Regions from separate parts of the Homo sapiens genome. Here all the other regions are linked to region 1. A link is a contact called in ENCODE Hi-C or POLR2A ChIA-PET data. All regions are on one chromosome and are shown on one strand. The core of a region is the stretch at or near the end of the contact, and the rest is flanking DNA. Distances in the headings are between cores, read along the strand shown.

Region 1 (3,869 bases), core at 213-2,712:
GTATGCAATTTTAAGAGGTTCATACACCTTCTGAGAATCACTGTTTAAGAACTTCTGGTCTATTCAGAATGACACCTGATATATAGTAGATGCTATCATTTGTTGAATGAATGAACCAATTAATTCATCTCCTAAGTAAAGAAGGGAACCCACACTTGTTGAGGGCCTATATAGGACCATGAACTGGGGACACAAACTCAACCTCACGATAGCACTGATGAGGCATGTTCTACTAAGCTCATTTTACAGTGAGGAAAGAGAGGACCAGCCGGGCACGGTGGTTCACGGCTGTAATCCCAGCACTTTGGGAGGCCGAGGCGGGCGGATCACAAGGTCAGGATTTGGAGACCAACCTGGCCAAGATGGTGAAACCCCATCTCTACTAAAAATACAAAAATTAGCCGGGTGTGGTGGCGCGCGCCTGTACTCCCAGCTACCTGGGAGGCTGAGGCAGAAGAATCGCTTGAACCCGGGAGGCGGAGGTTGCAGTGAGCCGAGATCACGCCACTGCACTCCAGCCTGGGCGACAGAGTGAGACTCCGTCTAAAAAAAAAAAAAGAAAAGAAATCATATTCTCAACGTTGGAATCGGCCTCCCAGTTGCAAATCCCACCACAATACAACAGCAATTACAACTCTCAACTACAATTATGTTTGCATAGAGCTTCACGGTTTACAAAGCCCAGGTTACGTTTTGCAATTATCCTGTTTCACAGATTAAGAAGTTGAACTGAGGCCGGGCGCAGTGGCTCACGTCTATAATCCCAGCACTTTGGGAGGCGGGGGCGGGAGGATCACGAGGTCAGGAGTTCGAGACCAGCCTGGCCAACATGGTGAAACCCTGTCTCTACTAAAAATACAAAAATTAGCCGGGCGTGGTGGCGGACGCCTGTAATCCCAGCTACTCAGGAGGCTGAGGCAGGAGAATCGCTTGAATCCGGGAGGCGGAGGTTGCAGTGAACCGAGACTCCAGCCTGGGCAATAAGAGTGAAACTCCGTCTTAAAAAAATAAATAAGTTGAACTGAAAGCGTGGCCTAATAAGTGGCAAGGAGGAACACTTCCCCCAAATTTCTTCTTCTTAGTGCTTTGCCAGATCAGATCTGGGAGATTTCCCCCTCCCGCCGGCTTGCTGGATGACAGCGATCCGGCCTGGACTCTGCCCTGGGGAAGGCAGGAAGAAGGTAGTGAAAATGATTAAGTCCTCTTATTGCAGGCGCCAAAATGGGGCAGAAACCCTGCAGGAAGGCCAGGCCTCTGAGCCCAGTTCCACCCCCGTTCCCCTCCTCGGATCTGCTCCGGTCCTCCCCATCCGGACCCCATCCCTTCGGACGACCTGGCCAGCTCCTTTCCTTTCCCCATCCCCACCCGGGGAGACCCCGCGCCCAGCAGCTCACCGCGCTCGGGCACTGCTCCCTCTGCCACGCCTGTCAAGGCTCGGCAAACATCCGGCTCCGCGGTGGAACGGGAACCGCCCCCTCCCGCTCTCTTCTATCCCCAACCATTTCCGCCACACCTCCAACCCACTTCCGGCCCCAAACATGGCCTTTCCAGGAGCCCCGCCCACTTCCTGCACATGCCCGCCTAAGTTCCTGCCTCGGGGAGGTAACAGCATAACTGTCCGACTCGTCGCTCCCAAAGAGATGGCTGGAACAATTAGTTCCGCTTTCCCAGCTAGTCGAATCACTGGTGCACCTCCGGAATCCGAGGTTCGCATTGCTCTCGGACAGAGTTCTGCCTCCCCAGTACTCCCAAACTCCCAGTCCTGTGCACCAATGAGGTCCAGCTCTGAGGCTTCTTTCCTGAGAAAAAAATTTGGAAGTCCGTGACTGTTTCCTGGAGGAGCTGAGAAGAGGAAGCTCACTTCCGGCGTAGGGAGGCTTTCTGACCCGGAATGGAGGAGGCGGAGGAGCTGCTCTTGGAGGGGAAGAAGGCGCTGCAACTCGGTGAGTGACCTGCGATGTCCGCGACCCTCAACCTTGGCCCAGGTGGATCTGACGCTCTGTGGTCAGCTTTCTCCTCAGTCTTCTCTCCTCCGGATCCCAGGATCCTCCAGTGCCCTCAGAGTCGCTGGGGGCTTCTGAAGAGCCCTTGAGCCTCCTCAAAACTTTCAGGGCCCTCCTTAGAGCCCTCACCTGTCCCTCGGGCTCCGCAGGCCCACCTGGACCTGCGGTTTCCTCCCACACTTTTCCCCACCTCCCACCTTCTTGGGTGGCTCCCTCACTGTCTTCCCTTCTCTCTGCAGCCCGCGAGCCGCGCCTGGGCCTGGACTTAGGATGGAACCCTTCCGGAGAAGGCTGTACGCAGGGCCTCAAAGACGTCCCACCCGAGCCGACCCGAGACATCCTCGCTTTAAAGAGCCTTCCCCGGGGCTTGGCCCTTGGCCCCTCACTCGCCAAGGAACAGCGCTTGGGGGTCTGGTGTGTCGGGGACCCCCTGCAGCCCGGCCTGCTGTGGGGGCCGCTGGAAGAGGAGTCTGCCTCCAAGGAGAAGGGCGAGGGAGTAAAGCCACGGCAGGAGGAGGTATTGAAGGATAGAGCGACTTCCCTCCGCCCTTGAAAATGTAGGGGAGGTTTGGACATTGCTAGACAGCTTTTCAATTTGAAGAAAGAGAGTATTTCAAGAGATAGGAGATAGTCTTGTCCCTTCTCTTCAGGACTGTCTCCTCTCAGCAGCAGTAGTTAAAGAATCGAGGTTTGAAAAGTTGTTGAAAGCTGGAATCATACAGTGTCAGCAGTGAGTGAGGAAGGTCAAGAGCTAAGGTTTTTGGAATTAAGAAAGCATGGGATCAAATTCCAGCTTTGTCACCTAGCTGGTTAAATTACGTGCCGCATTTAATTCATCTGTGAAACAAAGCAGTGGCTCTCTTGGGATTATATGGAGGAGCTGATGAAATAGTGAAGATAAAAGGTTTCACTGCACAATAAGTACCATTTTATTTTATTTATTTTTCTTTTTTCTTAGACAGTCTTGCTTTGTCGCCCAGGCTGGAGTGCAGTGGCACGATCTCGCCTTATTGCAACCTCCACTTCCCAGGTTCAAGTGATTCTCATGCCTCAGCCTCCCGAGTAGCTGGGATTACAGATGTGCACCACCACACCCAGCTAATTTTTGTATTTTTAGTAGAGACAGGGTTTCACCATGTTGGTGAGGCTGGTCTCAAACTCCTGGCCTCAAGTAATCCGCCTGCCTGGGCCTCCCAAAGTGCTGAGATTACAGGTGTGAGCCCCCGCGCCTGGCCCAATAAATACCATTTTAAAAAGCTGGTGTTCCTTATTACTTTTTCTGTTTAGTACTCACTGGAAGACAGTAATGTGTTCAATTTAGTAATTCTCCATACCCTTGGGAGGGAGGTGAGGAGACAGACTTTTTGGTCCTTACTGAATGAAGAATCAGACAGCACTGTCCTGTTAGAGGAGAACCAGAGGCTTCTAACCTTCCAGGAGTTTCATCTTAAATTTGTCCCAGGAAAGTTTCATCTAGTTTCTTTTTTTATTCCTACCCGACCCCTCGAACACATTTGAGAAGGACTTTTGTTGGTTTATTTCAGAACCTGTCATTAGGCCCATGGGGAGACGTGTGTGCCTGTGAGCAGAGTTCTGGCTGGACTAGGTAAGTCAGAGGAGAGTGTGTCGTTCCTTTGAGGTTTTCTGTTGTGGTTTGGGATGGAACCCGGTGCTGACTGTCATTTCCTATTCAGTGCTCTTTTGCAGTGAATGTTCCAAAGGCACGGCGTCCTTTAGGACCCAGACTGCTTGGGGACTGGGGCTTTCGGGGAAGACCACTTGAATAGTGAGCATCTCCTAGCTGGCTGTTACTTTGCTTTGCAGCTTGGTACAACGGGGCAGGCTGGAGAGTGAGGGAAATGTGGC
Region 2 (3,812 bases), core at 176-2,675, 850 kb after region 1:
AAGAACTTTAAAAGGTGAAGTTCCGGGCGGGGGCGGTGGCTCACGCCTGTAATCCCCAGCACTCTGGGAGGTCGAGGCGGGTGGATCACCCGAGGTCAGGAGTTCGAGACCATCCAGCCTGATCAACATGGTGAAACCCCGTCTATACTAAAAATACGAAAATTAGCCAGGCCTGGTGGCACATGCCTGTAATCCCAGCTACTTGGGAGGCTGAGGCAGGAGAATTGCTTGAACCTGGGGAGGTTGCAGTGAGCCGAGATAGCGCCACTGCACTCCAGCCTAAGCAACAAGAGCGAAACTCCGTCTTAAAAAAAAAAAAAAAAAAGATGAAGTTCTTGTAAAAGATTCATTATTTGTAACCTCTTACACTGCACACATTATAAAGCATTTCATGCTCTTTAAAACTGTTATACAGCCTTTTTACTCGAAGGTAATAAACCTACAGCTCTCTCCTGGCGAGAAAGAGATTCCATTTTGCGGAAACAGATTCCAGTCAAAATCTTACCACATTCCCCTCAACTATGGGTATGAGCCTAAACCAATGAGAAGCTCCTTGGTGCATGTGTAATGGTCTCCAAGAATTACAACAACATCCTACCCGGAGGACCACAACCACGACACCACTGGCTTTAAAATCAAAGCCTGGTCCCTAGCGAAGAAAGCGCTTTAATGTGCTCCTCCCGCTCCCGGGTGCGAGATTCCTGCCCAGCTACTAGGCCACGACTGGGTGAGCACCTGATGTGGGGGGAGGGCGAGCCAAGGCCGTAGCGGATCTGGGGCGAGGAACGAGGGGCTCTCGAGGCTCGGGAAAAGCGCTGCCTTCTAGGGGCGCGGACCCTTCGGCACCCACAGGAGTGGACACTAAGAACACGTGAGACGACAGGGGCAGAGATGGGGTGTCCCGGGCAGGTAGCCTGGGTCCAGCACGGCAGCCAGAAAGACGAGGAAAACGGAGCTGGCCCTGGGCAGGGCACGAGGCCTCTGAGCCTAGAGAGTGAAGGTAAAGGGCGCGGGGAGAGGAAGCAAAGCCACGAGGAGGGCGGGTCTCCCTGGGCGCGGGGGCACGCGCTGGGCAAACGCGACAGGACCCGGGGAGCCGGGGACCCCGACATGCAGGAGGAGATCGCAGCCCTACCCCAGGACGCAGGGAACGAGAAAAGGCCGCGCCCGGAGGGCCCTGTGACCCGCGGCCTCCCTAACCGGACCCGCCCCGCGGCGCCTCCCTCTTGCCTTTTTTCCCCTCCCTCCCTCCCGCGGCCCGTTATCCTGCGGCCGCAGCACTCACCAGCGGCTGCACCTGAGCCTGCCGCTGCCTCAGTTGCTGCCTGCGCCTCCGCAGCCGCCGCCGCCGCCTCGCTGCTGAGGCCGAATCCCGGGGGAGCCTCCGCGTCCCGCCGCCGCTGCCGCTGCCGCCAGAGCAGAACACCCCAAAATGGCGGCACTTCCGGCACCTACCACCGGCGGGGAGGGCAGAGGAGGAGGGGGAGCGCGGCGAGGGGGAACGTATCACCGCGGCGCCGCCCGCAGCGCCGATGCGAGCGGAGCGCGGCGTAGGGGCGGGCCGAGCGCCGGGCGCTGCAGCGCCCCCTCGGGCTGGGAAGTGGAGGAGCAGCCGCACCTAAGCCCCTGGGGCCGCGGGCGGAGCCCTCAACCTAGGGAGCTGCAGGGGCGCATCTCTTTGTCTCCGATCCCTACTGGAGGGAAGAGCCAGGCCTGGGAATCTGAAGTTCTCGACTCCGCCCATCGCACCCACAGGAGCTCTAGATGACCCTGGTGGGCAAGGAGGCACCCCTACTGGGCACTGAATAGGAGCATAATAAGATATTTGTTGAATAAATGGATGAGTGAGTGACTGGTGCTTGGCCAGCGTTGGGCACATGGCACGCCCCTTTTTGCCCCAGCAGACAAGCAACAGCATCCAGGCCTTCCTTCTTTGCTGGGATGTGAATATGTGTGTTCCAAGTGCAGGGAGTGCTTTTTAGCAAGATAATCAGTGTGAACGCACAACCTGGCAACGATCGCTGCGACATAAGGAAGTTCACAAAGATTCTATTAAGAGACCGATTGCCCAGCCATAACCTGCTTTTACCGAAAAAAAAATATATATATATATTTTTTTTTCTTAACTCAGGTTAGGTCTCTAAAGACTTCCTCCTGAGTTACTCTGGAATCCCTGGGTCTAGATGGAACGCAAGCAGTACAATTTGTTGTTGTTGTTGTTGTTGTTTAAGCCAACATTTATTCCTAGGTTCCAGACCTTGTGAGGCAGTTAAATGCAGATTAAGAAAGAAAACTTTGTTCTGGAAGCTTTTGGCCCCATCAACATGCAAATAACTCATGGGATGGTTTCTCTCTAACATCATCTGGCTTCCCAGAGAATATAATTTTTATACCCACAAATACTGATTATATCCTACCTTACCACAAACAACAAGTGGGCTTCCAAGCAGAAGCCTCAAGGGTTTTCCTCTTTCGCCTTTGGGGGGGAAAAAAACTAACCAGAGTTTTTCTGGTACCATATAGTCCTTAAATTGTACATGATCATATTCCCTAATTGTACTGGGTAGTTTTATATACATTCATAATGCTGATATATGATCTTGTTCTTGTTAATAGTTTTATGTGTAGTTGACTGAAAACATCCTATATTTATAGACCATTATAGCTTACAGAATGTTGTCACAAATATTACCATATATTTGCTGCTATAGGTTGTAGAAATGTTTCAAGCAGAGAGTCTGTCTCCTTTTGTGCTCCATAGAATCATGTGGATATCCACATGGCTCACTTCCTCACCTCCTTCAGACTTTGACTTAAGTGTCACCTTCTCAGTCCAGTCTTCCCTAAGCACTCTATTTTACACTGCTTGCATGCATGGCATGTGCACACACACACACACCCATGCTTTCAATCCCACTTTCATTTTTATCCAAAACATTTATCATTATCTAACACAGTTTTTTTTTTTTTTTGAGACGGAGTCTAGCTCTTGTCACCCAGGCTGGAGTGCAGTGGCGCGATCTCGGCTCACTGCAACCTCCACCTCCCAGGTTCAAGCAATTCTCCTGCCTCAGCCTCCCGAGTAGCTGGGATTACAGGCGCGTGCCACGATGCCTGACTAATTTTTGTATTTTTAGTGGAGACGGGGTTTCAACCCCTGTTGGTCAGGCTGGTCTCAAACTCCTGACTGCAAGTGTTCTGCCCGCCTCTGCCTCTCAAAGTGCTGGGATTACAGGCGTGAGCCACTGCACCCGGCCTCACAGTATATTTTGTATTTATATATTTTACTTGTTTTATTGACAGTAGCCCAGAAGGTAAACCAAAGGTAAACTTCATGAGGATAGAGGTTTTGTCTGTTTTATTTCACTGCTCTATCCTCAGGGCCTTGATAATGCCTAATCCATAGTACATGCTCAATAAATATTGTTGACTTACTGAATAGGTATATCTAGGTGCCAGATATGGAAAACAAAATGTTGCGCCTTTAGAAGCTTCTTGGAACCTGCCCATGAGCTAAATAAGGAAAGGCACCATGCCCGTCTTATTATATCTCCAGTGCTTTTCACAATATCTGACTCAATAGATATTTCTTGAAGAGCAAACAGAAACTCTTCCATGCCCATCTTGTTATTCTCCTAATATCTCCATTGCTTTTCACTGTATCTAACTCGATAAACTTCTTGAAGAGCAACCAGAAGCTTTTTCCTATTCTATCTGTGCCTTGACTTAGGGCTCCCATTTGCAAGGGAGGAACTTGTAAGGTATTAATATCACTCTTGCATTTAGTTACCAAGGAAGGCCACAGACTGTTA
Region 3 (4,216 bases), core at 774-3,273, 850 kb before region 1:
TCTCATGATAGCTTAATAAGAGAGCGAGGGGAGGGGAGGGAAGTGACTTTTGATCATTCAACAAATGTTTTTTGAGCACCTACTATATGTTAGGTACCAGAGTACCAGCTGAGAAGACACTGAAAAGTAAGACAAGCACAGTCCCTGCCTCACAGGGTTCACGGAATACAGATATAGCATTATGGGAATTTAGAGGAGAAAAAGGGAAGAGGACCCATCTCTGAGGTTAAGGGAGAACCACCTCCTTACACTCTGTTTCATTCCTAGCAAAGCACCAACCTTGTGGAGAGAAGAGGGCATAGGAGAGGGGGAACACAAAACCTTAAAATAAAAGTAATGAAAGATTGCATCGATTTATTCAGCAAGAATTTGGAAAGGAAATTCAAAAATAAGGAAAGGGTCAGGTAAGCGGACTAGGATAAACCTTTAAGAGCCTGCCAATATGAGACTCTAGTTCAATTTTTACTCAAATAATCCTTGAGCGTTAGGTGCCAAGCCCTGAGCTAGACTTCAGACATACAACTGTATGTAAATAAGCCACAGCCCCTGCTCTCCAGGAGTTTATACTCTAATGGGGCAGAAAGACTTTTAAGCAAGAAATTTCAGTATTGTGTGCCAAGACAAGTGACCAAAAAGAAGCACAGAATAAGATGGGGCACTATTCAGGTTGGGATCAGACAGCAAGAAGGTGACATCTATACTGAACAATGATACAGAGCAAACTGGAGTTAGAAACAAAGATGGAAGAGGGAGTGTGATCTAGACTGCTGGAACAGCTCGTGAAAAGCCCTGGAAATGACAGAGAATGCCTAGGATTGCAGTGACACTGGTTTAGAGAGTGGTGCCAATTAATGCCACTAAATTGCAGACTAAATTACTAAATGCTTTCATCACTCTGTCCCAGGTCCAGGAAGGGTTCCAAGCATGGGCTCAACCTAGGGTCAAGTTGAAACAGACTGTTTTCCACCTGATAACCCCAAAGCTGCAGCTTGACTAAGCCGTCTTAGCCCAAGAGGGTTCCACCTGGCGTCCCAGAAGAATGGGGACAGTGTCCTCCACATCTCTGAACCCTACCCGGAATCCAGTACAGTGCTTTGCACACACTGGATCTACTAAACAGACTAAAAGAAAATAAATTCATCTGATGGCATAATTACTATCTCAATTCAAGTCCCCCACATTCCCAGTCCTTACTCCCAAATCCTCTACTGCTGCATATTAGGGCACTCCTTCCCCGTCCTTAGACTCTGCCACTTGGAATTACCAAGGATCTTCGCACAAAGAGAAGTATAGCTTCGTGGATAAAAGCAGAAATTTCGAAATCAGAATAATCTGGGTGAAATCCTCTTAGCAGCTTTATGATATTGAATAAGTCACTCAACCTGCGGCACCCTCCGTTTTCTTCATCTGTGAAACGAAAACAACAGCAGCTTTTTCACTGGGGTTCGCTAAATGAATGTAACTGGGCTGAGTTGAGAATAGTAAATGAGACCGTCTACGTAAGGAGATGATCATGTCTCTTGCCATATAAAGTGCACTTAATAAATGGCAGCTGTAGTAGAATGATGTAGATGGTGATGGTGACGATGTTGGTGATAATAGGAAGGTCAGCTGTCAGTCTTGCAAGTCACTGGCTGTAGTCACAGCAACCCCTACCAGCCCAGGCAGCTTCTTCTAGAAGCAGGCCCTGAACAGGACGTGGGTAAGAGATCCGCTGTCCCTTGAGACTTGGCCTACTCCCGGCACTCCGCGGACAGCCCCAGCCTGCGGACAGCCCCAGCCTGCGTCACTTGTCCGCATGCCAGCTCCACCCGGGCGGACCCACACATGGTAGGAACGTGAGGGGGCGGGCCTGTTCCGGCGCCTCTGGGCCAATCGCCAGGTGGAAGGCACTCAGCCAATGGCAGAGGGGCTCTGGGGCCCTGTGGGCGGGGACTAAGGGTGGAGTTGCGGCGTCATAGGTCACTGGGCGGGCTATGGGCGGGGTCCACGTCGCCTACCGGGGCGGAGCGGGGGTGGCTGGAGCAGTCTGGACAGTCATGGCGGCGACTGTGGCGACGGCGGCAGCTGTGGCCCCGGCGCCAGCGCCCGGCACGGACAGCGCCTCTTCGGTGCACTGGTTCCGCAAAGGGCTGCGACTCCACGACAACCCGGCGTTGCTGGCGGCCGTGCGCGGGGCGCGCTGCGTGCGCTGCGTTTACATTCTCGACCCGTGGTTCGCGGCCTCCTCCTCAGTCGGGATCAACCGATGGAGGTGAGGGGACCCGGGGCTGGGTGGCGGGGACGCAGCCAGGACCCTGACCCTGGGGTGACCGGCGAACAGCACGATCCCCCCAACCCCGCCACGGCTGGAAGGCCAGAGGGGAGAAGCCGAGACCGGGGAAGTAATTCGTCATGGTCCTAACGCGCCGGTGGGCCAGGGTTCAGCCTCTGACAAAGCGCGTTCGCACTGTTACCCCTTTGAGCCTCACAACTGCCTGTGGAACGGAGATCATGATCCCCGTTGTACAGATGAGACCCTTGAGCCCTGGAGACCCAAAGTCGACCTGCCCAAGGACTTGTAGCCAGTGAGTGGCAGAACAGGGGCTCCTGGTCTAGGGCTCTTACGGTCTACTCAGGGAGGGGCGGAAGGGAGATAACGTAGTGTGAGGGCGGGACGGGTTTTTGCTCGCATTCTTCAAGAGCCCGTTGCTGGGCTCGGGGAGATCACTCCGAAGCCTCTGGCTCGTTTGAATCCGCCCTACCACCCATCCTGGCTACCCTGCACCCAGACCGTCCTGCCTCTAGGGGTGTCAAGTGACCCTGGCTTAGCATTAAATAAGGTCTTCTCCCCTATATTATAAATAAAGAAGCCAAAGGCGTCTTCAGGTGGAGTCGCTTTATGTTCAAAGCTCCAGAGAATCCAGGGGATTCTCCAAAATGTTTTAAGCCCTGCTCTGGAGCTTTGACCTCGATAGAAAAATTTAAAAGAATCCAAAGTGTCACCCCGTCATCCTCTTGTCATGATTTTAGAGGACAGTAGAGCCATTAGAGATGAGACTTTTATGAACTGTTGTGGTAAGGTTAGGGAGCAGGAAAGCCATGATATCAAGGGCCCCTCTGATGACCCCCCAGGAGATGGAGTCGACATGATCATGGAAAAAGATGAACAGGTCGTTAGTGTATTTTCACTGTAAACAGTATTCAAACTAAAGAGTTTTGAGACATAATGTACCCATCGCTCTTCAGAACACCTAGTGGCAGTCGCTCGGTTTGTTTGCATTGTTCTGGGGAATGTTTGCTTGTGGCCTTGTTGCATCGATGGACAGGGTTATTTCCAGGATACCGTGGCTCTCGGCACACCATTCTTTTCTCTCCAAGGTGTGTGCCCTGCTAAGAGAGTGAGTGCTGCTAGCAGTGGGCCTGTTCAGTGTCCCCTCCTGCCCAGAAGGAACAACTAAGGAGTCCTGTGGAGAGCCTGCCCACAGTTTTCAGGCTGCCTTATTGCTCTGTCTCTGCTCCAGTTTTCTACAGATAGGAGGTTGGGTTTGACAAGCATCATCAAATGACCATCCCTAGTGTGCACATTAAGCCAAGCCTCAGACTTTGCCCTGCACCAGTCGGAGCCAGGCAAATGGAATCCGACTACCTTCTTGTTACATTGTCACAGAGTTTCTTCTTTTATTGGGTTTTGGGGGACATTGCATAGTACTGCCTACTCTTTTTTGATAGGGAAGATTAAAAATCAACAATAAAATTCCTGTTGATTAAACTCCAGTTTGCTAGGAACCAGGTGTTTATGGATTTTTGTGGGTCATCATTTTGTGATCGTGCTATCAATCTAGTGAAGAAGAAAAGGAATGTGGCTCAGATGCCTGAGTCAAATCCTGAAGTCAGAGGCTGTGTAAGAATGCAGATATTAATTGATCACTTAATAAGTGCCTAATATCTGCCAGGTACTGCTCTAGATGTTGCTAGGGATACAGCAGTGAATAAGCAGATGTGTCTGTGCTCCAGAACTCCTGGAGCCTACATTTTACCAACAAACAACCATAATTTAGTGAAACGAAGTGCCATGAGAAACATAAGATAAGGGGACAGACTAGAGCAGTGGTTCTCAATCTTGGCTGCTGTGCATTGGAATCCCATAAGGGTCTTTAAAAGATACCTGGGCCCCTTTCCCCCAATTCTATTTTTTTTTTTTTTTGAGACGGAGTTTTGTTCTTGTTGCCCAGGC
Region 4 (4,196 bases), core at 690-3,189, 940 kb after region 1:
TGGCCAGGCTAGTCTTTAACTCCTGACCTCAGGTGAACCGCCTGTTTCAGGCTCCCAAAGTGTTGGGATTTACAGGCGTGAGCCACCGTGCCCGGCCCAAGTAACTATTTTTACAACTGAGCATTTGGGAATTTCACCAAAACTCCTGGGCTACTTGGCAACACATAGATGTTGTGAAATCAGAATTAAGAATATTCAAAGTTTTTGGGGCAAGAGCTCTGAACATCATTAGAAAACCCCGTCTCCCAGAGAAGTATTGAGTAGTGGGTTCTTTTTTGTTTTGTTTTGTTTTTTTGAGGCTGAGTTTTGCTCTGTTGCCCAGGCTGGAGTACAATGGCGCGATCTCGGCTCACTGCAACCTTCACCTCCCGGGTTCAAGCGATTCTCCTGCCTCAGCCTCCCGACTAGCTGGGATTACGTGCACGCACCACCACACCTGGCTATATTTTGTATTTTTAGTAGAGACGGGGTTTCACCATGTTGGTCAGACTGGTCTCAAACATCGACCTCGTGATCCGCTCACCTCGGCCTCCCAAAGTGCTGGGAAGGCGTGAGCGAACGCGCCCGGCCCCAAGGGTTCTTACTATATACTGCAACATGCTGTCACCTCCGATGCTATCTAGCCCCAAATGTGCCAATTCTGTTTTGGATGTTACAGTACATTCTAATCAGTCTTTGTTCTAAGTACAAAGAATTTATTTGCAATAGCCTTTAACATATGGAATCTGAATTCACACAGGTCTACTCAGCAAGAAATAATTTGGATTCCCAACAACTCAAGAATAAGAAATGGGGCCCTCTCTAGTGTCTTGCCTATTTTTTACAGAAAAGTAGACGGCGAGACAGGGGTTCTAAAAACTGTTCCATTCCTAGGCACAGTGCATGAGGTAATTATGTCAACTCTCAGTAAAAGCATAAAAAAAAGAATGACCTGCCCATTACAGGGATATAGCAAAGGAACTGGAAACACTAAGTCTATCACTTACTTGGCCTACCTGCATGTGAATATAAAATACCATGTAATAATTATTTGACAGTAGATTAGAAACTAACTCCCATGTTTAAACTCGCTAAAACTCAGCTTCACTAATTTCCAGCTCTGACAAATGTGATTTTCATTGTCAGGAGCCACATGGGCCGCTGCTGGAAAGCGCTCAATGCATCCTTCCGAAATCTGACAGAGCAACCCCTTCATTAACACTTCTGAATGAGCTCCTTGTGTTTCTCTCAGTATCTGGTGCGAAAACCTCGGAACAGAAAAGCAGTAGTAACAGTAGCATAAAAAGAAAAAAAAAAGGAATAAAAAATAAAATGTTGGTTCCCACCTAACTTCACATTTGTCTTCAACTGAGTATTTCGTGTTTTGCGTCTGAGATTTTGGGGGGAGTAGTGGTGAATGTGAATTTCGGAGGGGCGAGAGGGAGGGTTCGGAAGCCTTTGGTGGCGACCGGCCAGGATCCACCTCAGTGACGAAGAACCAAAGTTCAGAGGATCCGCCGGGCAGGGCAGGGCCGGGTGGCGGTTGGCTAAGGGAGGAGAGGGCCTCAACGCTGGGCGGCGAGGCGAGGGCTCGGCGAGGCCCCCAAGCGGGGCCGCGGGACTGAGGAAGCTGTCCCTGCGGGGAGGTAAAGGGCAGCGGAGGAGCAGCAGCATCTCGGGAGAATGAAAGGCCCGCAAGGCTGAGCCGATCCTCAGGCGCCCTGAGCAGCAGCGACCGAACGGGGCGCCGGGCGGGGTAGGGAGCGGCGACGCCTCATACCTGGATGAGCACTTTCACGTACATGAGCGGCTGGGACAGGATGGTGAGACCGGAGCCCAGGAGCACCTGACTGGCCGCGTCCGCCATGATGGCACCCGCGGGCGGACGGACAGACAGACGGAGCCACCAAGCGACCCGGTGAGCCGGTCCTAGGTCACGTGCCAGGGCCGCCGGTTTCACTGGCCCGCCCGCGGCGCGCGCGCACGCACGCAGCAGCACGCGCCTCTCCGCCCAGTCCCCGCCCCCCCGTCCCGCCCCGAGAAACGGCAGGCGCTCGCGAGGGGGCGCTGAGGTCGGGGCGGGGCTTAAGGGACAGAGGCGCATGCGTTCTGCCGGGGGCTCGCCCTTCACCAGGAATGACGGTTTCTCTTGCACATGCGCTTCCAGGCCGCAAGTGTCCGGAAACAGAAGAATGGGAGTGTCAGTGGGGGAGTGTGACCGTGACGGCAGAGGCAAGGTCAGAGGACTGAAAAGAAATTGAAAAGGATTCTTCATTATGCTTCATCTCTGCACTTGCCTTTTGGGCATCATCAACATAGGATTCAAAAGATACTCAGCATCAGAGCCGTAACAGTCTCGTGACTGACAAACTCTAAATAAGTATAGCAAATAATGAATCCGCTAGCGAGTGGCTTTTCATTCATTTATTCGTTTGATTAATGTTATCTTTTCAAAAAAACCTTCTCTGACCATTCTAAAATTACCTCCCCCTTTTCTTTTTCTTTCTTTTTTTTTTTTTTTTTGAGACGGAGTCTCGCTCTGTCACCCAGGCTGGAGTGCAGTGGCCCGATCTCAGCTCACTGCAACCTTCGCCTCCCAGGTTCAAGCAATGCTCCTGCCTCAGCCTCCCTAGTAGCTGGGATTACACGCACACGCCACCACGCCCGGCTAATTTTTGTCTATTTAGTAGAGACGGGGTTTCACGATGTTGGCCGGGCTGGTCTCAAACTCCTGACCTCGTGATTCACCCGCCTTGGCCTCCCAAAGTGCTGGGATTACAGGAGTGAGGAGCCATCGCGCCTGGCCACCTCCCTCTTATTTTCTCCCACATTGTGCCCCGTCGTAGCATTATCACTGAAATTATGTCTCCTCCACTGGAATGAAAGCTCCATGAGTTCAGGAACCGTGACAGCCTCTGTTCACGGTTGTGTTTTCAGTGCCCAGCACATACGAGGTGCTCAATAAATATTTATTGCACAAGTGAACAAATACTTCAGTGCCTACCAGTCTACAGGCTATCAGAGGCAAAAGTGAAAAAGGCATTGTCCCTGCTCCTTCAGCCCCAGCTCACGTGTTCTATCAAACAACATTTGGTGAATCTGAGCTTGGAGCAGAGTGAAGTACTGTAGGGGAAAGACTTGGATTTGGATCCTGGCTTTTCCACTGCATCCATTTGTCATTTTAGCTACTTTAATTTCCAGTTTTTGTATCTAAATCTAACACTACTGTGTATCTCTCAGGGTTATTATGAGCATTAAGTGAAATTATGCATAGGAAAGGGTTTTTTTTAAAAAACTTTATATTGAAATACAGATATTGGCTGGGCACGGTGGCTCACACCTGTAATCCCAACACTTTAGAAGGCTGAGGTGGGTGGATCACCTGAGGTCGGGAGTTCAAGACCAGCCTGACCGACATGGTGAAACCCCATCTGTACTAAAAGTACAAAAATTAGTTGGGTGTGATGGCGGGTGCCTGTAATCCCAGCTACTCGGGAGGCTGAGGCAGGAGAATCGCTTGAACTCGGGAGTTGGAGGTTGCAGTGAGCCAAGATTGCGCCATTGCACTCCAGCCTGGGTGACAGGGCGAGACTCAGTCTCAAAAGAATAAATAAATAAAAAATAAAGTTGTAAGAAACAAGTTGCTTCTAACTGAATCTAGAAACATAAAGCTGAGCCAGAGAGACTATTTAGCAGGGGATTCTTTTCTTTTTTTTTTTGAGACAGGGTCTCTCTTTGTCACCCAGGCTGGAGTGCAGTGGTGCAATCTCGGCTCACTGCAACCTCCACCTCCTGGGCTCAAGCGATCCTCCTACCTTAGTCTCCCAATTAGCTGGGACCACAGGTGTGCACCACCATGCCCAGCTATTTTTTTTGTATTTTTAGTAGAGATGGGGTCTCGCCATGTTGCCCCAGGCTGGTCTCAAACTCTTGAACTCAAGTGATCCACCTGCCTCCCAAAGTGCTGGGATTACAGGTGTGAGTCACCACACCTGGTTGGATTATTTATTCTTGGATTTGTGCATTGATGGTGCCAAATAATATTGCCTTGTCCCACTGATGCTAGTGAGCATGGGGAGGCACAGAGCCTCTTGCCAGGGGTGGGTGGTTGGGGGATTCAGTCTGCTCCACAATATTTTCCAATGGTGTGAGGCAGAAGCTGCTGATGAGGTTTTGGGAAGAATCTGCAGAGAATAGGTAACCGAAGTCAGCAGTAT
Region 5 (3,647 bases), core at 570-3,069, 680 kb after region 1:
CAACAGTCATCAGGCCTCCCCGCCCCCGCAGCGTGTGGCCCAGGATTGCATAACAGTCACTGTGGCCCTTAGGGCTGGGCTTGGGGGACCGGGGCTGCCTTGGGAGCCCACCCTACCAGGAGACACTCAGAGTGACCCTGGAGCTTGCAGAGAGGGCTGGGGGTGCCTAGGGATGGCCCAAGGAGCTCTGCCACCCATCTAGCTCCACCTGGAGTTCAGAATTGAGAGGTCAGGGATCAGAGACAGTGGGCCTGTGGCTTTCTTGAGGCAGAATTGGCTCTTTCTGAGACAACCTCCGTCACCCTCTGCCTGGGCCGCCCACTTCGTGTTCCCAGGTGGGAAGGGGTGTCGGTGTGGATGCCACAGCAGGCTGGCTGGTCCTGCCTGGTCCTGCCTGTGGCTGGCCAAGTGAGGAGGCCAGGAGCCCAGCACTGAGCCTGCCCCTCTGGGTTTCCAGGTAGTACAGCCTCGCTGCAGGATGTCAGCCCGGCTCTGGTCGGGTTGGTGTGATGTCAGGCCTGGGGTGCCTCCCAGCCTCCTGGGGTGGCTCTGAGCCAGGGCATAGTGGGGGAAGGGAGCTGCCTCTAGACCAGGAAAGTGGATTCAGGTGGGCAGCCTGCCAAGCCCTTCCCGGCTCCCCTCAAGCCTCCTCACTCCTGAGAGGTCATGGGGTGGGAAAAGGGAGAAGGGTCCTTTCCGAGGGACCCTGGTCTGACACCTGCCTAAGGCTGCAACTGTCACTGAGAGTGAGGAGCAGTGGCGATCTGCCCTTCTCTTCTCGGGGTCCCCTGGGGCTCCCACTTCTTCACCCCCAAGACCCAGTCCCTGTCCTTGTCCCAGCCTCAGCCCCCATTCTCACTTATCACATGCTCACCCCAGGTCCCACCCAGCCCCAATCTCAGTCCTGGCCTTGTCCCAGCCCTGTCCCCTGCCGCGCCTCTCCCTGAACTCCAGCCCTGGGGCCAGCCCTAACTGCACTGTCTCAGCTCCACTCCTGGCTCCTTTCCAGCACCAGTCCCTGTCTCCTGTGGGTACCCCTGTGGGCCCATGGCCCTGACCCTTTGGTCAACAATCATGTCCTCTGTGCCAGGCCCCAGACTGGGCGTTGGGGACCCAGAGTTCCATCAGCTTTGGTTTCCAGGAGCCCCAAGGCCATGGGCCAAGACTTCTGCCCATTGCCTCCTGCCTTCAACCCCTTCCCATCCAGGGGACCGGCCTCCCCCAAGCCAGTCCCCCCATCTCCCTCCTCTACCTCTCTACCACCGCCTTCACCATCCTCAGCCCAGCACCCTCCCCAGGAGCCCCGGCCTCCGCCTGCCACCCGAGCCCTGTCTATAAATAACTGTTCAGGCCCCACCGATCACAGCCCCACCGTGGGCCTGGCCTCAGCCCGCCAGGGCATGCTCCGAGGAAGCCAATGGCCCCCTCGCTGGGTCTCAGGCCAGGAGTTCCAGGGAGGAAACCCTGACTTCCCACTGATAGCAAGCCAGGAGGGCAGTGGGTGGGCTGGCGGGTTCGTGGGCAGGCAGGCAGGCGTCCGAGGGCCACGGGTTGGGCTGGTGGAGGAGTCCCGGTACTCACAGGGGGGACGAGGGGAAACCCTTCCATTTTGCACGCCTGTAACATCCAGCCGGGCTCCGAGTCGGTCAGATCCCCTGCCTCGGTGGGGGCCAATGCAGAGCCCCTCAGGATGGGGTGCCCCGTCAGGGGCTGGACGGTCGTGGGGCGGGTGCAGGGCTCAGGCCTGCCCCCTGAGCTACAGGAGCCCTGGGTGAGCCCCCTCCCTTGACATTGCAGGGCCAGCACAAGTTCCTGATTTTATCGAAGGGCCTGCCGCTGGGAGATAGTCCCCTTGGGGTGACATCACCGCCCCAACCCGTTTGCATAAATCTCTTGCGCTACATACAGGAAGTCTCTGGCCGGCTGGGGCAGGTGGTGCTCAAAGGGCTGGCCTGGGAAGCCATGGGGTCCAGGCCCCCTGCCCAGAGGAAGCTGGGACTGAGAGGGATGACTTTGGGGGCTAAGCTGGGGAGGGAGGATGGGAGGGAGAACGTGTAGCTCTGCCACACCACTGGGAGGCTTTTGCTCTAACCCAACAAATGCCTGCTTCTTTTGAGATCCCTATGTAGCCAACAGTCACCTCATTGGGGTCAGAGCTGGAAGGGGTGGCCTCTTGGGGCCTCCACTTTCTGGAGTCAGCCTTCCTGGGTGAGGGCTCTGATCTAGCAGGCTATCAGGCCTGGCTCTTCCTGTGGCCCTGCACCCCCACTGCCTAGGCTATCCCTAGGCTGAGGCTGGGCTCAGGTGTAGGGTCTTCAGCATAGTGCTGCTTTCTTCCTTCCCTCTGAATCTGTTCACATGGGCTTCCCTACCACCAGAAGAGGGTCCTGGGTTCTTATACCCTCCCCTCCCAGCTTCTTGATTACCACATTCAAATCCCTAGGGCTCTGTTTCCAGCCCAGGTTTCTCAGTTTCCCCATCCCTTGGCAATGCCTGAATATCAATCTAACCCTCCTGGTTTACAAACCTTTCTTGCCTATCCACCATTCATCTGTTTTCCCATGCATCTATTTGTCTGTCTATTTGTCCATCCAGCTATCCATTCATCAAGCCCACCATGCATTCACTTATGTGTCCATTTATCCAACTGTCCGTTTGTTTGTTCATTCATCTGTCAGTCAATTCATCCACCCACCCATCTGTTTATCTACTTGTCTATCTAACCATCTATATGTCCATTAATCAGCCCGTCCACCTGCTATCAGTCCATCAGTCCACAATTCCATCTGTTTATCCATCTATGAATCTGCTCATCCATTCATCCACCTGTCCATCCATCCACCCATCCACTCATCCACCCATCTACCCATCCACTCATCTGTCCATCAACCCATCCATCATCCACCTACCCCTTCATTCATTCATCCATCCATCCACCAGTCCACTCATCCACCCATCTACCAATCCACCCACCTACCATTCCACCCATCTATTCATCCACCTATCCATCCATTCACCTATCAGCTTCGGTTTCCAGGAGCCCCATGAGAACAGGCAGTATTTGACTTTCTGTTTCTGCGTTGTTTCGCATATGATAATGTCCTCCAATTCCATCCATGTTGCTGCAAAGACATAATTTCATTCTTTTTTATGGCTGAATAGTATTTCATTATATATATATATAAATACAATATAACATGTTATTTATTCACTCACCCGTTGATGGACACTTATGTTGATTCTGTATCTTTGCTATTATGAATAGTGCTGTGATAAACATACAAATGCAGTATCTTTTTGGTATCACTCATCCATCCAGCCATCCATTCATCCATCCATCCATTCATCCACCTATCCACCCATCTACCCATCTACCCATTTACTCATCCACCTGTCCACCAATCCAGCTATCTACCCATTCATCCATCCACTCATCCACCTATCCATCCATCCACTCATTCATCCAGCCATCCACAAATCCACCCATCCACTTATCTATCCATCCATCCATTCATCCATCCACCAATCCACTCATCCACTTATCTATCCATCCATCCATTCATCCATCCATCCATCCACTCATCCACACATCTACCGATTCACTAATCCACCCATCCACCAATCCACTCATCTACCCATCCATCTAT
Region 6 (3,720 bases), core at 1,206-3,705, 710 kb after region 1:
GTTCAAGCGATTCTCCTGCCTCAGCCTCCCGAGTAGCTGGGATTACAGGCATGCGCCACCACACCTGGCTGATCTTGTATTTTTAGTAGAGGGGGTTTCTCCATGTTGGTCAGGCTGGTCTTGAACTCCCGACCGCAGGTGATCTGCCCACCTTGGCCTCCCAAAGTGCTGGGATTACAGGCATAAGCCACCATGCCCAGCCATATATGGCCATACACATCTTTTAATGTGTTGTTTTCCTTTAACATTTTTTCCTTCCCTATTCACATTAGTTCCTCCCACCATAGAATCCATAATATCACTTTAATGTGTTATCTATGTTTTTTATGTATTCATTATACATAGACTTATATATACTGATACCTTTAATCACATACACATATACAAGGTTTCTTTTTGTCATTATTTTAAAATAGTCTCTTAAAAAATAAAAATAGTGGATCATATTAAATAAATATTTCTGCATCTCACTTTTCTCACACACCTGGAAACCCCTGCAATTTTATTAATTTGTAATTTTTTTTATTTTTTTATTTTTGAGACAGGGTCTCGCTCTGTTACCCAGACTGGAGTGCAGTGGCACGATCAGGGCTCACTGCAGCCTTGACCTCCCGGGTTCAAGCAATCCTTCCACCTCAGCCTCCTGAGTAGCTGGGGCTACAGGTGCGCACCATTACACCTGACTAATTTTAAATTTTTTTGTAGAGACCAGTTCTCAGTTTGTTACCCAGGCTGGTCTGGAACTCCTGGGCTCAAAAGATCTTCCTTCCTAGGCCTCCCAAAGTGCTGGGATTACAGATGTGAGCCACCGGGCCTTAGGTATCCGATGGGAATTCCAGGCCAGGTGGGAGGAAAGGGTAGTGCATTGGCACCAAGTAACGTTTCTGGCTGGGTCTTGCCCATCCCCTTGTTGGGTGGCCAGGAGCGCTCAGCCTCCAGAGGCAGGAATGCTGACTGTGTTATTGTGAAATCATTTGCATATTGTGAAGTGCTTTGCATAAGATGGAGCGCTTTTGCATACAGGGAGGGGGGCATTTTAGAAGTCCTAGGGCAGGATCCCTGAGTAGCTTTTCTTTGCCAAGAAACTAACCCAGGGATTCCATTTTGGAACTCAGGGAGGGAACAGAACGTCCTGGCAGTTGTATGGGCCCGGTGGGGTGAGATGGACAGAAAGCTTCAGAAGACAAGCTGGGCCACCAGGGAGAAGTTGGCGGTCTAAGGAAGGCCAACAGTGCAACATGAAGTGGGACAGGCACCAGAGGCAGCCCTGAGAGCTGAGTGTGCTCTCAAGAGCCCCAGCAGAGGGGAAAGTGACAGAGTAAATGGTTGGAGCTGCCATGGGAGGCTGATGAGGGTCAGAGACTTAAGAGACCTGTACTCAGTCGCTATCTCTGCCCAAGTGAGTACCCACATGCCCCTTCCTGAATCTTCTCCTGTACTGGCTGATTTCCAGAGAAGAATACAAACTCGAAACGCCAAGCCAGACTCCCACTGCTGTTCAGGACCTAGACGTGAGAAGTGGTATCACATACTCTGGCTTCAGGACACCCAGGTTTGAATCCTGGCTCTGCCATCTGTGCCACTGTGTGACCCTGGGCTAACAGTACCCACCACAATGGGATAATATGAGGATTCAGTGAGATAGTGCGAGTAAAGTGAATAGCACATAGTAGGTGGTCAGTAAATTGCGGTTATAAGAACTGCTATCCAGTGTTTGCTGCCTTAGTCTAACCAAAGAGGTCAGGTCTAGCTTCCTCCAGGTGAGGGAAGCACAGAGCCCTCGCCTCCCAGGTTTGGAGTTCCCATCAGCAGGGTCCAGCCACCATGCATTGGACCCCAAAGGGTTACAAGCCCTGGAGACAGTGGCCTGAGGTTCCCAGTGAAAAACCAAAGCATAAAAATAATTCGATGAGTAAGAATAAAATTCCCTCTTCTGAGGTTCCCGGGGCCAGGCCCCTCCCTGCGGCAGGCACTTCCCCTTTCCCTTGCTCATGGAGGAGCCAGGCCGGGCTGACTCAGAGCAGGAGCGCACAGTAGTCCTCCCAGCCCGACCTGGGCGGCGTGGTCTGGCGGCCGGGCGCGCCCCCGTGCGGCCACGGGCAGACTGCGGCCCTGGACGGGAAGCGGCGGCCAGATCCGCAAGCCCCGCAGCCTGGTCGATCGCGGTCCCCGCAGAGCCGCCGCTTCCGTCCCTGCCCAGCCTGGCTGAGCGCGGTGCGTGTGGCTCTCTCACTTCCGACCGACCCTCCCCTCCGGCCCGCAGCCCTGCCCAAACGGAAGTGCGCCCTCTACCCGGGTCCCCCACCGCCGCGAGGCGGAAGCGCCCTCCCGCCGCCACTCCCCCCGACCCCGCGGCACGCGGCGCCTCGGGTTCCGGACAGGCCCCTTGTGACGTGGCCGCGCGCCGGGGGCGGCCCCGGGCCGGGGGCCGGGCGGCCGGGCGGCCGGGCGGGGCAGAGCCTGGGCGGGGCGCGGCACCGCAGCTGGATGGCTGGGGCCGCCCGGATCGCCGCCGCCGCCGCCGCACGGTGAGTGCCAGCAGGACCCTCGGGGCCCGCGCCCCGGGCGTGATGGACCCGGCCGATCCCTCGCCCCGTCCGACTGGTCCTCATCAGACCTGGGCCGGCTCCCAGGACCCGGGAGTCAGGCTCGCCCGCTTCGGCCTCCTCTCCCCCATCGCTCCGCGCCCCACGCCCCATCCCTCCCTCGCTGTCCTCTCCGCGTCCCACCCGCCTCTCTCTAGCTCTCTCACTCTCTACTTTCCTCTCCCCTTGGACTCTCCGTGTATTCCCTCCCGCTAGCCTGTGGTCCCCTCACCTCTGCGTGACCGCCTCGTCCTGGCCCAGTCTTGCCTGTGGTCCCCAGTGGAGCCCCGCTGGCTTCATCAGTGCCCCTGATTAGTTAAGGCCTGGAGGTCCTAGACATGGGCATCTCTGCCACCACCCAGAGGCAGCTGCTTTCTTCCCCTCCCATCTCCATCAGAAGGTGAGGAAACTGAGGCAGGGACATCACCAGCTCAAGGTCACAGCCAGCCTGAGGCAGAGCAGACCACATTTAAACCTCATGCCCGAGTTTCCAGATGGAACTTCTCGCTTGGTTGACTCACGTCCACATCCTGTGATCGGCCGGCTGGGCACATTCCTGCTGCAGGGAGCCCCAGGCCTTCCCTGGCACAGGCAGGGCCTCTGCGCCTCCTCATGCCGGGTACATCCACCTGCACTTTCAGGCTTATCTCGTCCTCACAGCTGAGGCAGGTGATATTGATCCCTGTCCTGCAGATGAGGGCACTGAGGCTCAGAGGGGGGGCTTCAGAGATTTGCCCAGAGTTAGACAGCTCAAAGTGCAGCATAGAATTCACCGTGGGGGCTCTAAAGCCTGCGCTATACAAGAGAGAGGCATCCCCTGGCTAAAGGCTCCTTCCTCATCAGCCCCATCTCCTGTTGCCCTCAGTGCCCTGGGGACATTGGTCTCATGTCCTAGGAAGAAGCGTGGATGGTCTTGCCCTGGCTCATCTGCTCAGTTTCCCCACGTATGTCTCTCTGAATCCACCCCATCCCCTTAGAAGGGGTGCCTCAGTCTCTGGGGTGTCGCGGGCGGCAGGGCCTCCCCTGGCAGCCAGAGACACCCAGCTGGGCCGGGCCGTGCCGCCGGTGGCTGAGGAGAGCCAGCCAGCGCCTCACCCTGTCATTAGGGAAAGTTTAGCCTCAGGCGGAGGTGCTG
Region 7 (4,133 bases), core at 266-2,765, 780 kb before region 1:
TCTCCCCAGAGCTGCAGGGATCACCTGTCACATGCTCTGCTCAGACACCCACAGACTATGTGGAAACCAACCTTCTTCTCCACCCACTTCCTCAGCACTCCCCTCTCCCCAACATGATCTCACAAGGGTGGCTGGACCAAGAAAGGATGGGTCAATCTCAGTGACAAGCCAGTTACTGCCCTGCTGGATGGCACTGGTCATCCAGCTGCCCACAACTGCCCATCGCTCTCTGAACTGCCACAGATACACGGTCCCACCTCCTGGCCCTTTCTCTCTTGGCAGCCTGTTCCTGAGGGTCTATTCCACCTCCACTTTTCTTTTTTCTGAGTCGGAGTTTCACTCTTGTTGCCCAGGCTGGAGTGCAATGGCACAATCTCGGCTCACTGCAACCTCTGCCTCCCAGGTTCAAGCAATTCTCCTGCCTCAGCCTCTCAAGTAGCTGGGACTACAGGCACCTGCTACCATGCCCAGCTAATTTTTGTATTTTTAGTAGAGATGGGGTTTCACCATGTTGGCCAGGCTGGTCTCGAACTCCTGACCTCACGTGATCCACCTGCCTCTGCCTCCCAAAGTGCTGGGATTACAAGTGTGAGCCACTGCACCTGGCCTCACCTCTGCTTTTCAAAACCCAGTGCATTCTTTCAGGACTGTGACAGCAGTCACTGGGCAAACACTCTTGAGGTAGTTACAATCTGGGAATCCTGGAATCTGGGAGATCTAGACTTGAATCTTGGTTCTGGGACCATCAGTGACTGTTCTCTAACCTCACTGAGCTTCTTCCTTAAATGGACAGTGATGACAATAAGTACCACTTAATATGACTGTAGGGAGGATTAACAAGTAAAGGTAAGAAAGGCACTTAGTCCAGCGCCTGGCCAGTAGTGAATACTCAGATAAGGTCCCCAGACGTGTCTCTTGACTTAGGGACATGGAGGGCCCAGGACAATGAACAACAGACCTTGTGCCGATTCAGTCATAGCACAAGGTGTCTAACGGGCAGCCCAGGTCCTCGGGCTGGGGTGCTCACCCTCTCTGGGGAACTCACCAGGGGCCAGGCAGCCGATCCCCCATCCCCCACCCCCAGAGCCCGGCTCACCCAGCTCTGACAGCTCGTGCGAATCGGCGAATCGACCTGGGGAGAGGGTACAGAAGGAGGTGTGAGTGAGCATCTGCCTCACATTTCGTCTTCGGGTCCCGGAAATCCCCTCCCTACGCCCTTTGGGAACCTGGACGGGTCTTCTCAAGCACAGCGATCACTACCCTGACTCCGCAGGGAAGGGGGCCACTGGGGTCATAGGTCAGGGCCCAGAAGGAACTGATCAAAGGTCAGGGTGGCACCTGCCAGCAGGTAACTGAAGCCCCGCACTGCTGTCTCCAGCTGGGCCGTGGCGGCCGGGTGACGAGTCACGTACTCCTGGTAGCGGAGGCCCAGGAGCCGCAGCTTCTCCATCCTGCCCTCGGCACCGACAGACCCACAGAAGGACCGTACGACAGGCTGCGGCGCCCTGCTTCCTGCGCCCTCCTTCCTGCTTCCGGTCTTAGGCCCGCCTCTTGGTTGCTTAACTTCCGCGGGCCAGAAGGCTGAGGACTTGAAGAACCGGTGAACCACCCTTCACCCCATCTCTTGAACCGCTTCCCACTCGGGTAGCCCTTAGCAACTGAGGGCCCAAACCCGGCCCCCTACTCCCTCAAGTCATTGGTTAGCACGCTCTCCGCCCCTGACCCGCCCAGCGCCGTCAGCACCCAGCTCTTCCGTTTACCGGGTTGGCTGCCCTTGCGCCTGCGCAGTTAAAGCTCCGGTAAAGCCGGGCGGCAGTCAGAGCAGTTCATTCTAGAGAAGGGAGCTGGAGCCCCGAGTCTTTCCAATGGAACGCCGAGAGACTCGAACGGCAGGGCCGGATTTTAAAGGGCTGAGAGATAGCGGGTGCTTGAAAAAAGGAGCCTCGATCAGATTTGGGGAGGTGCGGGGCGTCTAAATACAGTTGCACTGTGTCTCAGCAGGCGCGCGTTCGGCCAGTATCCCCATCTCCGTTTCCTCAACAAAGGTAGTGCTGGGGAAACTGAGGCAGTAAGGAGTCCAGCCCTCTAGTGCCGTCTCGATCCCCTAGACAGCACAGTTAGTGCTCCGGCTTCGGCCTCAGCTCCCGTATGGACTGTGCCCCCCAAAGGGCTCGCGCCTGCATTCCCACATACGCGAAGAAAGCCCTGGCCCGGGCTTCTCTCGGCTCGGTGGCCCTTGGGCGGGAGTATCCCTTCTCTGGGTCTCGGATTTCCCGATCTGTAAAATGGTTTGAGGGCAGACTTGATCCTTGAACTCAGAATCGATCTCAGCTTTCTGGCCCTCGGACGCACCTCGCAGTCCTCAGCTGCGCCCCCAAGGGAAGGGGAGACCCCTGGGGAGTATCTTCCCAAACCAAGCAGCCTCCCTGGAACGGGTGGCACCGGGAGATCTGCGGCGAGTGGTGGAGGGAACGGGCGCTCTGGGGAGGTAGCGCTGATTGGCTGCGGGGAAAGGGGCGTGACATGGGTGGAGCCGTGGGCCAGTGGCCTGAGGGAGCGGGCCAGCGGATTTATGGTACCCTGAGAATAGTAATACATTATTTTACCTAATCCTCTCCACCAGATATCTCCAGATGAAGAAAGCATCCTTTTAAGAACGCCCAGCCAAAATTTGAGTGTTGGTCTTTTCTGACCTCAGAGACTAGGCGGTTTTTTTTAATTCATTTTTTTTAACTTTAATTTTATTTTTAGAGACCAGGTCTAAGCATCACACCTCACCAGGAAACCACAACCTTCCTTCCACTCCCTCACTCCACCCTACTCCACAGCTTAGTTTTCTTCTCTATCAGGTGGGGGATTAAAGCTGCCCTCTTCTCACATCAAAGAACGAAGACCCAGGGAAAGGTGACCAGGGGCCTGAGGAGAGGCAAAGGTCTTGGAGAACAGAGGAGGTGGTCATGGGCATCGTCGACATCATTTCTGGCCACGCTCTGGGTTCCAGGCTTGCTTGCCCTCCTCCCAGCAGCCCCAAGTTGCTATGAACTGTTCACAGATGGGAAATTAGGGCCCAATAAGGAGGGGAAAGGATTTGTCCCACATGGCACAGCAAGGCACTGGCCAAAGAGGCCACAGCGCAGGTCTCCAGTGGCAGTGCCCTCTCTCCTACTGCCCACAGCCCACAAAAGCTGTGACATGTTGAGGCTCCTTGGTCATAAGGCCAGTTAGCAACTGGGATTAGGACCTAGGCTCAGGGCCCTCAAGGTGAGGCTCCTTCTCCCTTCCTCTGCCCCACCTTGTTTTTTGTTTGTTTGTTTGTTTGTTTTTGAGACGGAGTCTCACTGTCGCCCAGGCTGGAGTGCAATGGTGCAATCTCAGCTCACTGCAAACTTTGCCTCCCAGGTTCAAGCAATTCTCCTGCCTCAGCCTCCCGATTAGCTGGGCCTACAGGCGCCCGCCACCACGCCTGACTAATTTTTGTATTTTTAGTAGAGACGAGGTTTCGCCATGTTGGCCAGGCTGGTCTCGAACTTCTGACCTCAGGTGATCCGCTTACCTCAGCCTCCTAAAGTGCTGGGATTATAGGTGTGAGCCACTGAGCCCTGCAGGGCCCTGCTGTGCACCAACACCTTAGTGAACTTGTTCCTCAAACCTCCAGTTTGGCCACTCCTCCAGCCCTCCCTCTGCAGCTGTGGAGAGGGTACAGAGAGAGAATTTGAGGTTCTTCAGCACTCCTTGGGCTGGAGGTCCTGATTCTGAGAGCAAGGTGTGGAGGGGAGAGGGGCAGACTCCCCAGGACAGAATAGGAAGGGGCTTGGGCTGGAACCAGTTTCTTCTCCCTCCCTGCAGAACTGGGAAGGGGAGCATGGGTCTAGCCAGCTTGGCAGCAGCAGGGCTGCCTGAATTTCCTCTCTAGATCCCAGGCCGGATTAGGGCCCAGAGACAAAGAGTTGCGGTGTGTGCAGGAGGCCCCTCCCCTGCTCCCTGGCCCCCTGCCTGGGCTTGGCCGTCTTTGTTGGGCTGGAAGGACCTTTGGGCAGATTGAGCCGTATCCTCTCTCCTTCAGTTTGCCCCAAGTCACAGGGGAAGAGAGGTAGACCAGTCCAACATTTACCTACGAGAGTACCAGAGGCCCA

What was found. Hi-C counts contacts between places; a loop is a spot of excess contacts on that map. ChIA-PET counts read pairs that join two places held with the same protein, here RNA polymerase II (POLR2A). Pooled maps may share reads with other maps.
Region 2: a loop to region 1 is called in a map of naive thymus-derived CD4-positive, alpha-beta T cell, with 30 times the contacts of the local background. The contact joins the promoter of CELF1 here to the promoter of ARHGAP1 in region 1. A Hi-C loop is called at or near these places in 2 of 168 maps with a recorded cell type or tissue (CD8-positive, alpha-beta T cell and naive thymus-derived CD4-positive, alpha-beta T cell), 2 of 37 single-sample maps with no recorded cell type and 9 of 50 pooled maps. POLR2A ChIA-PET finds 5 or more read pairs at or near these places in 1 of 52 experiments (OCI-LY7).
Region 3: a map of CD8-positive, alpha-beta T cell shows a loop between it and region 1 (5-fold over the local background). The contact joins the promoter of CRY2 here to the promoter of ARHGAP1 in region 1. A Hi-C loop is called at or near these places in 4 of 168 maps with a recorded cell type or tissue (CD4-positive, alpha-beta memory T cell, CD8-positive, alpha-beta T cell and naive thymus-derived CD4-positive, alpha-beta T cell), 3 of 37 single-sample maps with no recorded cell type and 13 of 50 pooled maps.
Region 4: a loop to region 1 is called in a map of CD8-positive, alpha-beta T cell, with 17 times the contacts of the local background. The contact joins the promoter of MTCH2 here to the promoter of ARHGAP1 in region 1. A Hi-C loop is called at or near these places in 2 of 168 maps with a recorded cell type or tissue (CD8-positive, alpha-beta T cell and naive thymus-derived CD4-positive, alpha-beta T cell), 5 of 37 single-sample maps with no recorded cell type and 12 of 50 pooled maps.
Region 5: a pooled map shows a loop between it and region 1 (11-fold over the local background). The contact joins the promoter of SPI1 here to the promoter of ARHGAP1 in region 1. A Hi-C loop is called at or near these places in 3 of 50 pooled maps. POLR2A ChIA-PET finds 5 or more read pairs at or near these places in 3 of 52 experiments (K562, activated B cell and activated CD4-positive, alpha-beta T cell).
Region 6: a loop to region 1 is called in a map of CD8-positive, alpha-beta T cell, with 11 times the contacts of the local background. The contact joins the promoter of SLC39A13 here to the promoter of ARHGAP1 in region 1. A Hi-C loop is called at or near these places in 1 of 168 maps with a recorded cell type or tissue (CD8-positive, alpha-beta T cell), 4 of 37 single-sample maps with no recorded cell type and 12 of 50 pooled maps.
Region 7: a loop to region 1 is called in a map of CD4-positive, alpha-beta T cell, with 8 times the contacts of the local background. The contact joins the promoter of PEX16 here to the promoter of ARHGAP1 in region 1. A Hi-C loop is called at or near these places in 4 of 168 maps with a recorded cell type or tissue (CD4-positive, alpha-beta T cell, CD8-positive, alpha-beta T cell and naive thymus-derived CD4-positive, alpha-beta T cell), 6 of 37 single-sample maps with no recorded cell type and 15 of 50 pooled maps. POLR2A ChIA-PET finds 5 or more read pairs at or near these places in 3 of 52 experiments (BJ, HEK293T and RWPE1).

The regions. Positions count from the first base shown.
Region 1 is chr11:46,699,157-46,703,025 of GRCh38, forward strand. ARHGAP1 (Rho GTPase activating protein 1) reads right to left here and starts at 1,463. Exons shown (of 13, transcript NM_004308.5): 1 at 1,395-1,463. It overlaps ZNF408 (zinc finger protein 408), which reads left to right and starts at 1,875. Exons shown (of 5, transcript NM_024741.3): 1 at 1,875-1,943; 2 at 2,243-2,520; 3 at 3,548-3,609; 4 at 3,828-3,869. The coding sequence starts at 1,892. RefSeq lists a silencer at 1,219-1,338 and an enhancer at 1,669-1,958.
Region 2 is chr11:47,551,707-47,555,518 of GRCh38, forward strand. CELF1 (CUGBP Elav-like family member 1) reads right to left here and starts at 1,426. Exons shown (of 15, transcript NM_001376376.1): 1 at 1,286-1,426. RefSeq lists enhancers at 1-313, 989-1,664 and silencers at 1,012-1,101, 1,172-1,701.
Region 3 is chr11:45,845,452-45,849,667 of GRCh38, forward strand. CRY2 (cryptochrome circadian regulator 2) reads left to right here and starts at 2,024. Exons shown (of 12, transcript NM_021117.5): 1 at 2,024-2,254. The coding sequence starts at 2,040. RefSeq lists enhancers at 1,475-1,584, 1,635-1,684, 2,045-2,284, 2,215-2,736 and a silencer at 2,685-2,794.
Region 4 is chr11:47,640,620-47,644,815 of GRCh38, forward strand. MTCH2 (mitochondrial carrier 2) reads right to left here and starts at 1,940. Exons shown (of 13, transcript NM_014342.4): 1 at 1,760-1,940. The coding sequence starts at 1,846. RefSeq lists a silencer at 1,861-2,130.
Region 5 is chr11:47,376,728-47,380,374 of GRCh38, forward strand. It overlaps SPI1 (Spi-1 proto-oncogene), which reads right to left and starts at 1,820. Exons shown (of 5, transcript NM_003120.3): 1 at 1,582-1,820. The coding sequence starts at 1,626. RefSeq lists enhancers at 374-573, 1,244-1,293, 1,467-2,418, 1,914-1,983.
Region 6 is chr11:47,406,135-47,409,854 of GRCh38, forward strand. It overlaps SLC39A13 (solute carrier family 39 member 13), which reads left to right and starts at 2,456. Exons shown (of 10, transcript NM_001128225.3): 1 at 2,456-2,528. It overlaps SLC39A13-AS1 (SLC39A13 antisense RNA 1), which reads right to left and starts at 3,148. Exons shown (of 4, transcript NR_182308.1): 1 at 2,818-3,148. RefSeq lists enhancers at 1,738-2,560, 2,849-3,715, 3,716-3,720 and a silencer at 1,969-2,758.
Region 7 is chr11:45,916,362-45,920,494 of GRCh38, forward strand. PEX16 (peroxisomal biogenesis factor 16) reads right to left here and starts at 1,516. Exons shown (of 11, transcript NM_004813.4): 1 at 1,339-1,516; 2 at 1,097-1,132. The coding sequence starts at 1,450. RefSeq lists enhancers at 572-1,324, 1,271-1,340.